Linked DNA regions of Homo sapiens: region 2 is linked to region 1. A link is a loop called in an ENCODE intact Hi-C map of the cell type or tissue named here. Cell type or tissue: heart left ventricle. All regions are shown on one strand. Each heading gives the region's core, and the rest is flanking DNA. Links, peaks and the distances in the headings are about the cores only. Region 1 overlaps RNFT2 (ring finger protein, transmembrane 2). Region 2 overlaps RNFT2 (ring finger protein, transmembrane 2).

Region 1 (2,906 bases), core at 155-2,654:
CCTCCCAGCTTTGCCCTTAGTAACAGGCCCTGGCTCAGTGCCTGGTTCAGCACTGCCGTTCAGTAAATGTCATGTCCCTTCCTTCCTGTCGTTCCTGGCTGTGTATGTTGCTGGAGGTCTTCTGAGGAGTGGTGTGAGTGAGCAGTCTCTAAGCGATGGGAGAAATCTGCTGCTGGCAAGTGAGTTGTGAAGCCTCTAATAGGCTCTCACTGGACCCTCTTCAACTGGGTTTGATGGCGACCCTGTCGGAGAGAGAAGGGAGGGTGTATCGTCCACTGTCAACATTCGGAAGCCTTCCTCTTTTTCTGGGGAAGGTGGTGTCGAGTAATTGAAAGGCTCTGCTGTAGAGTCAAGTCACCTGGGTACAAGTCCCAGTTCTGCAGCAAGTAACTTGACCTCTCCGAGCCTTGTGTTCTCATCTGTAAAATGGTCCGTATAATTCCTCTACAGTGGTCTGTCATGTGGAACAGGACCCAGCATTGCGGGGGCACGCCGCAAGTGGGACCGTTACCACTGTTTACACCAGAGCAAGGAGGAACTGGGGTAAAGGTGCAGAGGTTTGGGGTACAGGTAAGGAGAAGAAAAAGGCTGTCAAAGGGCTCATTCACATCATGGAGGTCCGGGTTCCTGCGCCACCCTTCCCTACGTGGGTAATCTGGGGCAGATTCCTTTATCCCTCTGATCCCGTTTCTTCGTCTGTAAGACACAGCTCCACAACTTCCTTCACTCAGTGGCTGTGAAATCCTGCAGGCAAGCCGCGTCGCATGGCCCCTGACTTCAAGTTTAGGGGAGCTGATGAGGTCACTCCCTGCTGGACAAGGGGTCTTCGGGGTGAAATGTCCAAATAAGAGAGCGGGGAGTGGACGCGCAAAGATGCGTCAAAAGGATGGAAAAGGCAGCTTTGCCCTTCGCAAACTGAGATCTCCTTTGTCCGCGAAGGGCTAAGAGCCTCAGGCTCGGGGGCCTGGTACCGGCGCGGGACGCCCGGAGGCCAGACCCGGAGCCGGCGGCGCGCAGAGCGGGGCGGCCCGGGGCGCGGGGCTGTGACCTCATCGGCCGGCGCCGTCCCGCGGGGCCATGAGATCATGAGATGCCGGCGCTCGCCGAGGAGTCGATTTGTTGGGAGCGCGGGGACAGCCGGCCGCCCGACGCGGTGATCTCATCCGGGCCCGGGGGAGGAGGAGGCAGGCGGCCGGGCCAGCCCGCGCCGCCAGGAGGGGGATTAATGGCTGCCGCCGGGTGGTGACGTCACCGGCAGCACCCGTTGCCAGGCAACGCGCGGCCACCAGCCCCGCCCCGCTGGCCCCGCCTCCTACCTGCTGCGCTTCTTTCCATCCTGGCTCGCCCTTCTCTTGCCTTTTTTCCTTTTTCTTTTGTATTGAGGCATAACTTACATACTGTGGAGTGCCCTAATTATAAAGCTCAGTGGATTTTTACAAACATATGTAATCACTCAGATCAAAGTATCAACAAAGCTGTCCGACAGAAATATAAGAGTAGTCACACAGACGATTTTAAATGTTCTAGTAGTCACGTTAAACAACTAGAAAGGAACAGGTGACTTTAATTTTAATACTATATTTTATTTAGCCTAATGTGTCCAAAATATTATTTCAACATGTAATCAACATAAAATTTTTAATGAGATATTTTACCTTTTGTTGTTTTTCTAAGACTTTGAAATTCCTTGTTTCTTTTGCTTTTAAGGGATATTGTTTGTTTGTTTGTTTGTTTTTAAAGACAGTCTTACTGTGTCTCCCAGGCTGGAGTGTAGAAGTACGATCATGCTTACTGCAGCCTCGACTTCCCTGGGCTCAGGTCATCCTCCTGCCTCAGCCTCCCGAGTAGCTGGGTCTACAGGCGTGCGCCATCATGCCTGGCTAGTTTTTGTAGAGACAGGATTTCATTATGTTTCCCAGTCTGGTCTCGAATTCCTGGTCTCAAGGGGTCCTCCTGCCTCGGCCTCCCGTAGTTCTGGGTTTATAGGTGTGAGCCACCATGCCCAGCTATCCCTGTGTATTTTAGACTTTCAGTACATCTCAATTCAGAATAGCCACATTTCAAGTGCTCCATAGCGACATGTGACCAGTGGTTACTGGATTGGCTGTGGTGGATATGGAACATTTCCGGCATCTGGAAAGTTCCTGTGTCCTCACTTCCCCCACCAGGGGTACCCATTATTCTGAATTTTATCATCCTTCAGTTATCCTTCCCTCTCTACCCCCATAGCTTGTATCTTTTCTTTCTCTTTCTCCCACATCTTACTTTATCTCCTAAGGTCTCCTAGGGTCTCCCTTTCTCTGTTTCTCAGAGTGGCACAAAGCCACTCTGGAAAATCAGGCTGGATTTAAATCCCGGCTCCACCACTGTCTAGCAACTTCGAACAACATACCCTGCCTCTTTGAGCCTCTCTCTCCTCACCAGTTAACAGGGGCAAATAATTTCAGTGTCCATCTCCTGGGATTGTCAGAGTCTGGGGACAGCCTGCAGGTACTAAGTGTTCAACCGAGAAACTCATCACTAAACTAGAAGCCAGCCCTAGTCCTTCTCTCTTTCCTCTTGTAATCCTCTCACTTGCTGGGTCTCCCACTCTGTTCTTCCCTCCCCTGCCTCTGTGTTTGAGCTTTCTCATCTAAGAAATGGGAACGCGTCATAACTACCTACAAGAGGAGCAATTGGTGTGCCGTTCCTGGCCCCTGGTAAGCGCTTAATACGGGGGTTACTCTTCCCCTGTTGCCTTCTCACCTGGACTCTGCCTCCTGGGTGTTCTTTCTCTTCTGGCCTCTAACTCTGCCATTTCTCTCTTCCTTTCTTCTGCCCCCAGCCCCATTTCCCCCTCCTGTTTCTATCCACTTCCCTCCTTCCTTCCTGTGCTCTTCTCTAGCCTTGCTTCTATCCCCAGTCCT
Region 2 (2,906 bases), core at 296-2,795, 77 kb before region 1:
TCTTTTATGCTAAATTTCAAAGTCCTGTGTGATAGGTGAGCCACCTGACTCATTGTATCAATGAATGTACCTGTGGAATTTTGATTTATAGAGATGTCTTAGTCCATACAGGCTGCTATCACAAAAATATCATAGAATGGGTGGTTTAAACAACAAATGTTTATCTCTCACAGTGCTGGAAGCTAGGAAGTCCAAGATGAAAGCTCCAGCATATTCAGTGTCTGCGAAAGGCCCACTTTCTGGTTCACTGATGGCCATTCTTTTGCTATGTCTTAATGTGGTGAAGGGAAAGGGATCTCTCTGGGTCTCCTTTTTAAGGGCACTAATCCCATTCGTGAAGAGCCCATCTCATCACCTAATCATTCCCAAAGGCCCACCTTCCAATACGATCAAATTACAGGTTAGGTTTCTTTTTTGAGAGAGAGTCTTGCTCTGTTACCCAGGCTGGAGTGCAGTGGTGATCATGGCTCACTATAGCCTCCAAATCCTAGGCTCAAGCAATCCTCCTGCCTCAGCCTCCTGAGTAGCTGGGACTACAGGCATGTGCCACCATACCTAGCTAATTTTTAAAATTTTTTGGTAGAGACGGGGTCTCACTAAGTTGTCCAGACTGGCCTCAAACTCCTGGGCTCAAGCGATCTTCCTACCTTGATCTCTCAAAGCCCTGGGATTATAGGTGTGAACCACTGCACCTGGCATGGGTTAGGTTTCAACATAAGAATCTACACAAACATTGAGATCATAGCTCTGAGAAACAACACGGAGAGGCTAATGACATTGAAAGATGAGATTTTTATTTCTTCCATTTCTCAAGATGAAGGGGCATACTACTGCTTGCAGGGCCACCTGGGGAAGCACCAGCAATAGTCAGAGGGCAGAAAGGACCGAGGAAAAAGCATAGGCCACAGCCTTTATTGTGTTTTCTGGGGGAAAGAAAGGCAAGGCAGGGGCAATAGTTTAGGACTGGCTAGTTTGAATCATGTTGGTGGGCTCTGGGGTACCGAGGTGGTTTCTTTTTTTTTTTTTTTTTTTTGAGATAGGATCTCCCTCTGTTGCCCAGGCTAGAATGCAGTGGCACGATCTCGGCTCACTGCAGCCTCGACCTCTCAGGCTCAAGCAATCCTCCTACCTCTCAGCCTTCCGAGTAGCTGGGACTAAAGGCATGCACCACCATGCCCGGCTAATTTTTGTATTTGTAGGGACAGGGTTTTGTTATGTTTCCCAGGCTAGTCTCAAACTCCCGGGCTCAAGCGATCTGTCCGACTTGGCCGCCCAAGCTCCTGCTCGCTGGGATTATAAGCGCAAGCCACCACGCCTGGCCTCAAGGTGCTCTTTAGTTTGGTGTCTGGCCCTAGATGATTTAGGACAGGAGAAATATTGGCTGCGTGTGTAAAACTTAGATGAAGGAAGGGCCATGCAGTGACTCACGCCTGTAATCCCAACACTTTGGGAGACCAAGGTGGGAGGATAACCTGAGTCCAGGAGTTAGTTGGAGACCAGCCTAGGTGACATGAGGAGATCCTGTCTCTACTAAAAAACTTTAAAACTAGCCACGTATGGTGGTGCATACCTATAGTCTCAGCACTTTGGGAAGCCAAGGTGAGAGGATTGCTTGAGCCCAGAAGTTTGAGATCAGCCTGGGCAAAATAGGGAGACCCTATCTCTACAAAAAATAAAAACTTACCCAGCATGGTGGCATGCATCTGTGGTCCTAGTTATGCAGGAGGCAGAGGTGGGAGGATTGCTTGAGCCCAGGAGGTGGAGGTTGCAGTGAGCTATGATTGCACCACTGCATTCCAGCCTGGGCAACAGAGTGAGACCCTATCTCAAAAAAAAAAAAAAAAAAAAAAAAAAGGTTAAATGAAGCAGTGGTTGGGGTTATGGGCTCTGGATCACAAGGACATGTAAATAACTTTGGCCGTTAGTTTGGCCCTGTGATTAATAGATACCAGGTAGAATCTAAAAAAAAAAAAAAAAAAAAAAAAAAAAAAACCGGTTAAAAAACACTCATGAGCTAGAATTTTTTTTTTTTGAGATGGAGTCTTGCTCTGTCACCAAGGCTGGAGTGCAGTAGTACAATCTCAGCTCACTACAACTTCCGCCTCCTGGGTTCAAGCTACTCTCATGCCTCTGTCTCCCGAGTAGTTGGGACCATAGGCACGCACCACCACGTTTGGCTAATTTTTTTGTATTTTAGTAGAGATGGGGTTTCACCATGTTGGCTAGGCTGGTCTCGAACTCCTGAGCTTGGGCAGTCTGCCCACCTCAGCCTCCCAAGGGGCTGGGATTACAGGCATGAGCCACTGCACCCAGCCTAGAATTTATATCTATTGAAACCCAAGAGGGAACACACCTGGGGGCCTGTTCTCAGATTGGGACAGCCTCCAGCCCCAGAAGCCCTGTCCTAGCACATACATCCAAGGGGCGGGCAGCCAAGCCTTCCCTTCCTCACATCCCATACCCCCTGCGACTCTGGGGTTGGCTACAGAATCACAAATGGTATCCCCCGGTCCCAGCACTGGGACTGAGTTTTGTATGGTGCCTGCCTGTTCTGCAGGGAAGAACACGGGGCTCAGCCAAACCCCAGCTCAGCCACTTCCCACCTGTGGTGACTTTGATACATGACTTCACCCCTAGGTCTCAGCTTCTCCATCCAAAAATGGCAGGTAACAGAACTCAAGAGTTGCTTATGGGCCAGGCATGGTGGCTTATGCCTGTAATCCCAGCACTTTGCGGGGGTAAGGCAGGCTGATCACCTGAGATCAGGAGTTTGAGACCAGCCTGGCCAACATGCTGAAACCCCATCTCTACTAAAAATACAAAAATTAGCCAGTGTGGTGGCAGATGCCTGTAGTCCCAGCTACCCAGGAGGCTGAGGAAGGAGAACCACTTGAACCCTGGAGGTG

What was found. A loop is a pair of places that touch in the nucleus more often than their neighbours do. Peaks named below come from ENCODE experiments on the same cell type or tissue, not always from the same donor. Only the 100,000 strongest peaks of a DNase experiment are listed, where the experiment ranks them.
Region 2: it touches region 1 in a loop (3-fold over the local background); 58 of 110 quality-filtered maps call a loop at or near these places.

Annotation. Positions count from the first base shown.
Region 1 is chr12:116,818,374-116,821,279 of GRCh38, forward strand. All of the region lies in intron 7 of RNFT2 (ring finger protein, transmembrane 2), which reads left to right. Among named protein-coding and RNA genes, the nearest start is that of HRK, 62 kb to the right of the region's middle. RefSeq lists an enhancer at 750-799 and a silencer at 1,000-1,359. In heart left ventricle, for the core only: a CTCF peak has its summit at 1,182; a DNase peak (open chromatin) is centred at 1,168; H3K4me3 peaks cover 1,488 bases; H3K27ac peaks cover 1,466 bases.
Region 2 is chr12:116,741,253-116,744,158 of GRCh38, forward strand. All of the region lies in intron 3 of RNFT2 (ring finger protein, transmembrane 2), which reads left to right. Among named protein-coding and RNA genes, the nearest start is that of RNFT2, 4.4 kb to the left of the region's middle. In heart left ventricle, for the core only: no CTCF peak of the experiment used is centred there; no DNase peak of the experiment used is centred there.